2 separate regions of the Mus musculus genome follow, and region 2 is linked to region 1. Evidence: chromatin loops called from intact Hi-C (ENCODE). Cell type or tissue: left cerebral cortex. All regions are shown on one strand. Each heading gives the region's core, and the rest is flanking DNA. Links, peaks and the distances in the headings are about the cores only.

Evidence for each region. Peaks named below come from ENCODE experiments on the same cell type or tissue, not always from the same donor. Only the 100,000 strongest peaks of a DNase experiment are listed, where the experiment ranks them.
Region 2: it touches region 1 in a loop (2.1-fold over the local background); 1 of 42 quality-filtered maps calls a loop at or near these places.

What each region holds. Positions count from the first base shown.
Region 1 is chr6:38,647,847-38,653,224 of GRCm38, forward strand. No RefSeq gene overlaps it. Among named protein-coding and RNA genes, the nearest start is that of Clec2l, 13 kb to the right of the region's middle. In left cerebral cortex, for the core only: CTCF peaks have their summits at 1,902, 2,102 and 2,907 (motif pointing right); a DNase peak (open chromatin) is centred at 2,902.
Region 2 is chr6:38,880,104-38,885,481 of GRCm38, forward strand. It overlaps a transcript of Tbxas1 not described here. Among named protein-coding and RNA genes, the nearest start is that of Hipk2, 6.6 kb to the left of the region's middle. In left cerebral cortex, for the core only: no CTCF peak of the experiment used is centred there; DNase peaks (open chromatin) are centred at 2,885 and 3,285.

The DNA.
Region 1 (5,378 bases), core at 214-5,213:
GTTCTGGGCAATAGTTTCAGTCCATCGATCATCCTCTATGCCAGACCTCCTGGGTATTATTTTATAAGTCAAGGCTTTAAAAACCAGCCTACTTTTCCTTGAGACCAGGCACACATTCCTCCTCGGGGGCTCAGTGCTTTGCAGCTCAAGCTCCTCTTCTAGAACCTGCGTCTGTGTCTCACTGAGCGCCTAGCCTGTGGGGAAGGATTTGGGTCTCCTTGCAAAACATGATGCTCCATTCTGGACCCCACTCTGCAGAGCTTGTGGATGAGAGCGAGGTCACTGGAAACCCACCAGCCTCTGGTTCTGCCTGTCTCTGAAGGTTAGTGCTTCTAGAAATTGACCTCTCTGGGAAGGATGGACGCCAAGCTAAATGGCAGGGTGGAGATAGTGGATATCCCTAAGCTGTCAAGACAAAAGCTTCAGGAACCCCACCGATACCTGGGAGGGTCAACTTTGTTCTGTCTGGCTTTGTACTTGGCTGTCTCAGACTGATCTGACCTGGCACAAGGTACTCGAATATCCGAGCCCTAGCCTGTGTCAATCTTGTAACAGCCTGTTCTTGTTCCCAGCCACTACTGCTACCTCAGGACAGGCAGGTTAGCTTCCTTAGATGGGTACAATTATGGGAAGAGCCCCAAATACTGAAGAACTTGTCCAAATGACAGACTGGAAGATCTTTTTAAAACAATTAAAATTTTAATTTATATTTTGTGTTTGTATTTATATTTGTTTGCCTGAATGTTTGTATATGCACCGTGTTTTTGTGTGACAAAACCTTTTCTGGGACAAAACACATATGTCTTATTCACCCTAAATAGGGAGCCCATGACAGACTGAAAAATGGACAGCACCAAAGTCCAATTTGGTGAGCCAGGAGTTTTACTGGGGTTACTTACAGGAGCAGAAATGACTCAAAGATAGCTGCATCACCAAGGCCTACCCCAGTGTGGGTGACAGAGCTGGGAACCTGGAGCACAGTGCACACACAGCCTGCAGGCAGGCCAACAGATTGGAGACTGCCCTTCCCAAGTGGCCTGGACTAAACCCCTTCCAGGCAGCTGGGCTGCTTTCTGCTTCTCCCAGGCTGGTATTTTTTGGCAGTTTGACTTGCAACTAAATTCTGCCTCTCTGAGAAATATTCTCAGCTTTTATTGCTCACTCTGGCAGAGAAGGACCTAGTGAATCTGCTCAGTTTTAGGGACTTCCTGAAGGTGCTTGTGTTGTTTACCTTCCCGTTTAAGGAATTTCCCTGAAGGATGGAATGTTTCAATCTTAGAGGAAACTTACTCAGCACATGTGTATGCAGTGCCCCAAGAGACCAGAGAGGCATCAGGTCCCCTAGAGATAGAGCAGTGGTTTTCAGCTTGTTGACGCTATGACCCTTTAATACAGTCCCCCATGTTGTGGTGAACTCCAACCATAAAATATTTTCATTGCTACTTCATAATTGTAATTTTGCTACTGTTATGAATCCTGTTTTAGATATAGGATATTTCCAATTGTCCTAGGCAAGCCCTGTGAAAGGGTCATTCCATCCCCCAAAGGGGTCATGGCCCATAGGTTGAGAACTGCTGAACTAGAGCTAAAGTAGTAAGCCACCATGTGGGTGCTGTCAACGAAACCCTGAGCAGTAAGTGCTTTTAGTCACTGAACTGGCTCTCCAGCCCCTTAGACAGGAGGGTCTTACATAAGTATTGTGACCTCCCAGGGATACCTTCTACAGCAGTGGCACCTGAATGTAGCGGCTGGAATAGTATTTCAGTCTGGAGGCGTTCTGAGAACAAGAGAGATGAGTTTGGCTGCTGGAGATAGGCTTGAGGAACAAAGACAGAGAGAGGGGTAAAGACACATCAATACCAGCCTTCCACAGGAAAGCTGACCTTAGTCCCCAGAAGTGTCCCTAGGGGGCAGCACAGAACCTGGGTAGAGTAAGCCCTAACCAGCAAGTGTCCTGGGCCCGTTGGAGGATTTTCTACTTATGGGAAGACAGGGGCTAAGGAGCCTAGGCTGAAGCAACATTTCACATTTAAACTGTAGCAGTCAGTTTGTGCCTTTGTGAAAACTGGACAAAAAGTGCCCCACAATGTACTTTTCTGTGTGCGTGTGTGCGCGCGCACATACCCACACACCCCTCCAAACAAACAAAAACAAAAACAAAAAACCCCAAAACAATCCTCATTAGAAATTGAGCTCCTTCCTCCCGGGATAGCCCCTCACCAGCAAGCCTAACTTTGTTATCAGGTCAGGGCTGCATTCCAGATCCCCACGACCCCAGGTCCAGTACCTCTGTGCAGTGAGCAACTTGCGAAGCCATGTGAGGCAGTTTTGGCTAGGTGCTGTTCACCGCTTGCATCCAAGCGGCTTCAATTGATGTACTCACCACGTGTGGCTAAGAGTCCCATTGCCCAAGAAAGACAGCTGCAAGAAACACCGGCAAAGATCTTTCTCGGTGGATCTAAGGAGCCAGGATTCTGGTCCTGCTGTTTGGGATGGGTGCCAACGGGCTTGTATATGCTTGTCTGTATATGCTTGGGACAAGAGGGGGTGCTGGTGCGAGGTGGCTGTCGGAAGCAGATTTAGGGACCAGGAATCTTCAGACTATAACAGGCCTTGGCTCAGGGAGGATAGGAGCCCTCTGCTTTGCTAAATGTGCGCCCTCTGGGCAATTCTCAGTTGGGCAGTCACCAGGAGGACAGTCACCAGAAAGCTTCGTTGCGATATTTTCAGGCTTCGAGTTGTCAAGGAGAACAGGGCCACCAACCACGCTCCTTAGCAGGGTCTACAGCTGGCTTACCCCGCACCATAAAGCTATGTGCTTAAACCAGAAAGTTCCACCCAGATAGAGGTGCCAGTCTTCTCCAGCACATCAGATTGCAGCGGTACTCCCTTCTTGTCACTAGAGGGCGGCCGTGTGCAAAGGGAAAGCAGAGTGTTTGCTGCTAGCCTTGTGGTGCCTGGGACAAGAATCTTGTCCCAATATGGGTTCTCAAGAGAGTGAAAGCAGTGCTAGGCCATGACAGTGTCTCCCACCAGCCCCAGTAGGATTATATTTTGCATAATTAAACAGTAATTAACATTAGGTAAATTAAGTACTTTTAATAACGGGCTATAGTGGTGGTGGGTGGGCTGCTAATCTGATGGGAGGAGATGGTCGTGAGGTGTCTCCTGGGTCTAGTTCTTTCTCTCTCTTAATTTAAATATCTTTACTTTTTTGATAATTTATATATGTGTCAATAAGAGGATGACGTAATCACAGTTGTGGTAACTCCAGATTATCTTATATAAGGAATTCAGATGGTTACAGGAAGCTTCAAAGAACCCTAATTTTTTAGTTAAAAAAAAAAATCCTAACCATTTACTTTTGTAGATAGAGTCTCAGGTAGTACAGGCTATGTTGTCAAGGATGGTTTTAAGTTCACACTCCTCCTGCCCCTGTCTGGAGTGTTGGGATCACAAGTGTCCCACCATGCCCATGAAGGGCTGAGGGTCAAACTCAGTGCTTTGTGTATGCAAGGCAACCAGCCTACCAACAGGTTCACACATACAGCCCAACCATGTATTAGAGTTCTTAAAAGCATATATACTGTATATTAAATTAGAAAGAAAATTGACTTAAATAACGTATTTACCGAAAACAGCCTATCTACGTACCTGTTTTGTAATAAGAAAGCCTGTATTTATTCCCGTCGTTAAAAATACTTATCATATCAGATTTGGGTTTTTTCCTCAGCTGGTGCGGGTGAGCTTCCTGTCCCTTGCAGGTTCCTGTTACCCTCTGGGAGAGTCTAATGCATGAGGCAGCTGGTCTTGGCAGAATCGTTACTGAGAGCATCATTTTCACCCATGAGCCAATCTCTCTGCAAGAACCAGCTTCTCCGGACCTCAGATCGTCCCTCAGGAAATGCTAAACACAGCTCCCCTGCAGACTGGGCTCCAGGGTAGTTACCCTTTCTTCTCCCTCTTTTTCTCTTACTGATAATTTTAAAATTTATTTATTTTATATGTATGGGTGTTTTGCTTGTGTGTATGTTCGATGCTTGTGCAGGTCAAAAGAAGGCATCAAGATCCCCTTGAACTGCAGCTGTAGACATCTGTGAGCCACCGTGTAGGTGCTGAGAACTGAGCCTGGGTCCTCTATAAAAGCAACAAGTGTCCCAAACCCCAGAGCCATCTCCAGCCCTGTTGTTCTGTGAACAGCAGTCTTTCCCTTCTTAGAAGAGTATCTCAGTTGACCACTTTTCCTTCCTCTCCTCTCCCCTCCCCTGCTCTCTCCTGCCCTCTCCCATCCTCCCCCTCCCCCTCACACACACACACACACACACACACACACACGCGCGCGCGCGCGCGCACACACACACACTTTCTCCTGTAGCACTGGGGATTGAATTGGGGTCTATCTTACCCATGGTAGGAAAGTGCTTTACCACTGACCCTGGTCCCTTGTGTGCAGTAGCCTGGATTTTCTTTGGGGACTGTTTCTTCTCACTTTCTTCTTCTTCTTTTCCTTTTTCTTTTCTTATCTTTTTTTTCTTTTTCTTTCAGAAAATGTTTTTCTGAAACATTTTCTGAACCTGCCTTTGCCTTCCAAGTGCTGGGACTAAAGTCCTGCGCCACCACTTCCCTGCTCTTCCCACTTCCAGTCCTGTAATCTGGATGGGGATGGCCCTGACCCCAACTCCAGGGCTGGATGTGTGATCAACACTTTAGCCTTAGTCACTGTCACAGGAGATGATGTATGCTGCTTAGTTTGATGTCAATCTGACAGCAGCTAGAATCTTAGAGAAGAGGGAGTCTGAACTGAGAAACTGCCTCCATAAAACTCACCAGGAGGCAAGTCAGTAGTGCCTTTTCTTGATTAATGAGTGATGTCGGTTGGCTGAGTCCATGGTGGGTGGTTCCATCCTTAGGCTGGGTGGTCTTGAGTTGTATAAGAAAGCAGGCTGAATAACGTAGTAGACAGGATTCCTCCATGGCCTCTGCTTCAGTTCCTATCTCCAGGTTTCTGCTTTAAATTGCTGTCCTGGCTTCCCTGGATGATGAAGTGTGTCCTGACAGTTGTAAAGTGAAATAAGTTCTTCCCTCTCCAGTGTGCTTTTGGTTATGGTATTTTTCTCAGCAATAGAAACCATAAACAAGACAGGGAATGCGTGGTGTTTTCATGCTGGTGTGGGTTTGTCTGAACTTTCTCTGCTGATTCTGCCCATGGGAAGATGCCAGTTCAGTGGCTACCTTCCACTGTGCGGAGTCTGAGGACAAAGCCAACATGGAGAGGACAAAGGCAGACTATGGAGAGGTAGAGTATAGTGCTTATCTCAGCGATGGAGCTTGAGTCCGGCTGAGGGTGTCCCAACATTCAACTGTAAGAGCCAATGTGT
Region 2 (5,378 bases), core at 151-5,150, 230 kb after region 1:
CCACATTTCTAGCTCCTGAGAGAGTAAAGCTTTGCTTCAATTTGTTGAAAGGTGAATTAAGAAGACATAGCTGTGGGCTGGACAGATAGCTCAGTGGTTAAGAGCACTCGCTACTCTTGCAGAGGACCCAGAGTTCTCATTATCCACATGGTAGCTAGAGACCATGCATAACTCTAGTTCCAGGGAGTCTAACCCTGTCTCGGTTAAGGTTACTATTTCTGTTATGAAACATAATGGCCAAAAGCAACCCAAAGGCAACTTGGAGAGGAAAGGGTTTATTTCACTCACAGCTCCATACAACAGATCAAAAGGGATGAGGACAGGAACTCAAGACAGAGCAGGGACCAGGAGGCAGGAGCTGATGCAGAGGCCATGGAGGGGTGCTGCTTACTAGCTTGCTTCTCATGGCTTGCTCAGCCTGCTTCCTAATATAGAACACAGGACCACCAGCCCAGGGACAGAACCACCCACCATCGGCTGGGCCCTCGGCATCAAACACTAATTAAGAAAATACCCTAGAGGTTTGTCTACAGTCCAATACTATGGAGGCATAAGATACAATATACTAGCGGTGTGGGTCTTGTTATTCCCCCCAAGGTGTTTGGAGCAGGGGATCTGTGTGAGTTGCATCTTGTTCTGACTCGGTATCTATTATTCTTGTTTTCCGGACAGCCTCTTATTTCTGAATCCGAGCCTGTGGTCTATCATGTAGAGATGGGCCTAGAGGAAGCAGGTCATACTCTCAAAAATCACCTCGGTGAGCAAGTGAGATAGCTTCATTTGTAAAGTGCTTGCTTGGCAAGCACAAGGACCTCAGGTAGATCCCTAAAGCGCACAAAGCAAAAGAAGCTCGGTGTGTTAACACTCATTTGCAATCCAGTCGGGCGGATCCCTAGGGCTCATGGGGCCAACAAACTAGGCTACTTGGTGAATTCCAGTCTGTAACAAGAGAACTATCTCAAAAAGCAAGCAAAGATGGAAAGAAGGTAGGGAGGGCTGGAGAGAGGAAGGGATAGAGGAATGAAGGGGAGAAGAAAAAGTTAAAGTAAGGGAGAAACTTCTGAGGAATGACACCCGAGGCTGTCCTCTGACTTTATACATAGATGTGGGCACACTCACACAGAAACACACAAATCAGACCTCTACTTTGGTCTTGTTTGTCTCTGTTTTCTTTCCGGTATTGTGCCTGTCTCTTTTTCTTTTTATCTTTCCACACGTTCTTTATTTCATCTACTCCTCTTTTCTGTTTTGATTCTGTTTTTTTTTTTTTCAAATCATAATATAGCCCAATTTTGTTTTTACCATTGTCTTATTAGGCTTTTCCCCCTACAGTTATCCTTAATAAATTCATTTATATTTCTGCTTTCAACTGTTGCTTGGTTTCAATGATCTTTTTAAAGAGAGTGGTATTTAATAATGACACTTAAGTGACAAATATCACGCCCACAGAGAATTTTGAAAGAGTAGGCAGTGCATTCAAATGAGCAATGATAGCAGCTATAGCTTTAAGGGCAAAGGGTAGACCAGAGTGGAGCCTTGGCAGGGCAAAGGGGAGTGACTGTAGGAAAGGTACAGCAGCCTCAGAGGACTTGCATGCACAAGGCTGGCCGGGGTGACAGAGAAGCAGCACTCATTTTATGCTCTGTTTATAGGAAAAACAAAACAAAACAAAAAGCAAGAAACAGACATCTGGGCAGGGCTGTGGGTAAGGCAAGGTGATGCCCAAAGAGTGTCCAGTTGAAAGGAGCTGAGGAGAACAAAATGACAAAATGTAATTCACCAATGCATGAGAAAGAAGCTGAACCGAAAGCTGTGCAGGAAGACAGCACAGTTTTCCTGGAGGTTGCAGGAATGGTGGGCTGGGGGCACACTCGTCCATAAGAAGTACTTCTGAGAGTTAACAGGCCCGGCAGAGGACTTCTGTGATGGTGGGAAGGCAGGTTGGAGCCCCTTGCATCCATGCAGCTCCGGTTAAAGTTGGGCACACTAGGCAGAGAAGGTACCCAGAGACGTTTGAAAGGAGGAAGTAGCAAGAAAAGGAGGCTGAAGAAAGATCTTCCTAAGGCCAGCGCATCTGGTTCAATCAAGCCAGCTGGCCCGGGGTGAACCAGAGGGTCTGAGCAGCACTGTGCATCATGCTTATATTGCAAGTTTCCCCCTGCTGACATGGAGGGCTGGCCCTTGTGGAAGAGCACTGTTGGACTGACACTGACCTGCAGTTCTTAGTGACCTCTTCAATGCAAATCCCAGTGTCCTTCCTCAGTTTCTCCCCTGCTGGATCTCCTAGGCAAACATCAGTTAGACAGTCATTTCTCTCTGTCACTCTCACTCTCTCCCTGCAAACTTTCAAATTTCCCTTCAACTTTCCTGATCATTTTCTTCTCTCTCTCTCTCTCTCTCTCTCTCTCTCTCTCTCTCTCTCACACACACACACACACACACACACACACACACACTCCTTGAGAAATTTAATTCATTAGCTGTCCTATGACTGCTTATTTTGTGCTAAATCTCTATATCAAGAGGTGAGAGTGGCTTTTGAGGTGCTGAAGTGCAAAGAAAAACCATCAGTGAAAGAGCACAATACAGTGTGAAGAGCACTGTCATGACAGGGATGGATACCTGTGGGCTAAAGGCAGCTCCGCAGGATGAATGGCAAAGAGTGTGTTTGGAGCCAAGGGTGACATCTGCGCCCAGCCTGTGGATTCTGGCAGAGGATAGCAACATAGAAAAGTCTGTGTGACCAGGATCTGTTCAAAATGAGAATACCGCCAAACAGGAAACTGGAGGGGGAGGCTGTGGTTGAGAAGGACACTGGGGACATTGTGCCAAGATGAGGAACCTGCACTGTGTCAGATATGCACCAGGTGTGGGGAGAAAATGAGTGTGATTCTGAACATGTTGAGTTCAAGGTTTGTGGGATATTCAGACAGGGGTGCTCAGCTGCAGGTGGGTGTTAGTGCCTGGAGTTCAGCCAAGGAATTTTCAAGGGAGAGAGACTGTTTTGAGTCATGTGTGTATAATAAGTTGCTAATCCGCAGGAGGGGAGGAGCGGCAGCGGCAGGCTGAGATCACACAGGGAGGTTATATGGTTTTGTTTGTCAAAGTTGTGACCCTTGAGTCATCTGCATCAAAACCCCACAGGAGATAACTAGAGACAAGGATCTAGGCCATGCACTGAGCCCACTGACTCAGGAATCCAGGGGTGGTACCTGGATTAGCATTTTAACTTATTCTCTCTGGCATAGATTTACTTAGTGATACTATGTAGCCAGTTCCTTTGAGGGGACGCAAGACGCACTGCTCCACTGCTGGCAAGATGCACTGCTTTCTTTGCTCATCCTTGATGTACTACATTTACATAAGCTCTTCTGCGCAGCTTGCTGTCTTGACAAGCTTCTGTGTTTGTTCTTTAGGCTGATCTTTGTATTGATGGACTTCCTAGCTCCGGCCCCACATTTCCAGCAGCCTTCTAGAAACCTCTCCCAAATGGAACTCATCTGCTCTGTTCTTCTTGGAGAACCACCATCCTCTCGGACTTCCACAGCCATCTCAGAGGCACAGTACCGCCCCACTGTTTCTCTTCTTACAGGTCCTCTCCCTAGGGCACAGTCCCCCTCCCTACTGCCAGCCCCACTAAGACTGGACCCTGACTCCAGTCTTTTTTTTTTCTTGAATACATATAACTTGTTGATAAAATTGTCTTTCTGCAAGCCACACCATTGCTCTGAGATGTTGAGTCATTGCCTTGCCTGCTCAGTAAACCTTAATTGCCTTAACCAGATACTTTAATCTTATTTCCATCTGCTCCAAACCCACCTTCCAATCTTGTTCTCCCCTCTTGCCCAACCTGTGTCCTGAGCAGGGGCCACACCCCACTCAGTCCCTGCACACAGCCTCCCATCTGTTTTCTTCATCCTTTCAAACCCAGTGAAAGTTCTTTCAGGAAGCCTCGCCTGGCACCCCCACTGCATCCCAGCAGTTTGCCTTTGGTCTCCTCAAAGCACAGGCTGGTTTCATTTTTGCCATCCCATCCCATGTAGGAATAGAGTTCTCTGTTTCATTTTAAAATTATTTACCTTCCCTTCTCAGAAAACAGCTGAACAAGAATGGAACATGAGGATATGTAGGGTTCCACTCTATCACTCCCAACTAGATGACAATATGAAATTTACCTAAGCCTCAGTTTTCTCATCTGTGGAATGGGATAATGCTGTCTGCACTAGTAGAAATCAGCAGAGACAAAAGCACTTTGTGAATGCCTTTGTGAAGTGCTATAGTGTCAGATATGAAGGAGGAGTTTAACAAGCACGTTGAGTTCATGAAAAAGGTACATTTCAGAACAATCTTTAAAGTGTGACCTGTGAACACAGAATGTAAGTGACTGAACGCAAGGAAGAATTTAGTCTTGGGATCACTTGCTTTCAGTTTAGCTAAGGTTCACATATTTCCACAGCTTCAAAGTTTCAGGATTCTTTTTGCTTAGTTTCCTGGAGCTTTTTCTCTATGGAGCAGACCCATGAGGTATGCAACTTGGGTTTTATTTGAACAGCAATGTGCCTGCCCCAGGAGTGATAATCTAAGTCAATTTGGTAAAGCAATCTTGTTACAGTGGCAGCTGTGTAGTGGCCTGTTTCTAGTCACGGAGGTAAAAGGTGAAATTTGAGGCTACTGGGAAAGTGGTTTTGATAAGAATATTCCCTAGGAAGAGACTGCCTCGCCCCCACCCCACCTCCACTTCTTCAGCCTGTCATAGTAGGGTAGGGATACTAAGTTGTTGCTGGAGGATTAAGGAGTCAGAGATGGGAGTGAGGAGATGAACCAGCCTTGAAAGTGCTGATCTCTGATCTGATTGACAGAAGACACCTCTCCGTGAATGTTTCTGTCACAGATCAGCCCCTCCTTGCAGCTAATAGCATCTTAATTTATTTAAGAAATCAATTTTGTCATTTCTTGATAGCATTTTTATCACAGTTGACATATAGCTCTTTAAAAATATTTCTACAGCCTCAAAGTGTAAAAAAATAAATAAATAAAAGGGAAAATTTTTTTAGAGGAAACAAAGGGTCCTTTGTCACAGAATCCCGAAGATTTTTTGCTGTATGTGTGAGATGAATTGGAATTTTAAATAATTTGCAATATGGCAATATCTTCCATTCACATTCCATTTGCCCTGGGTGGTACTTAATCAGCAGTCAGAGTTGCCAATTTGCTTATCTTTTCTTTAGGAGACAGACACTGCCTGGTTGATTTGAGCTAGCTTATTTTATCTCCTTGAGGTGGATTCTTATATAGAAAGCAGAGCAACAAAAAGATCTCTCTCTCTCTCTCTCTCTCTCTCTCTCTCTCTCTCTTTCTCCCCACCCTTCTCTCTTACA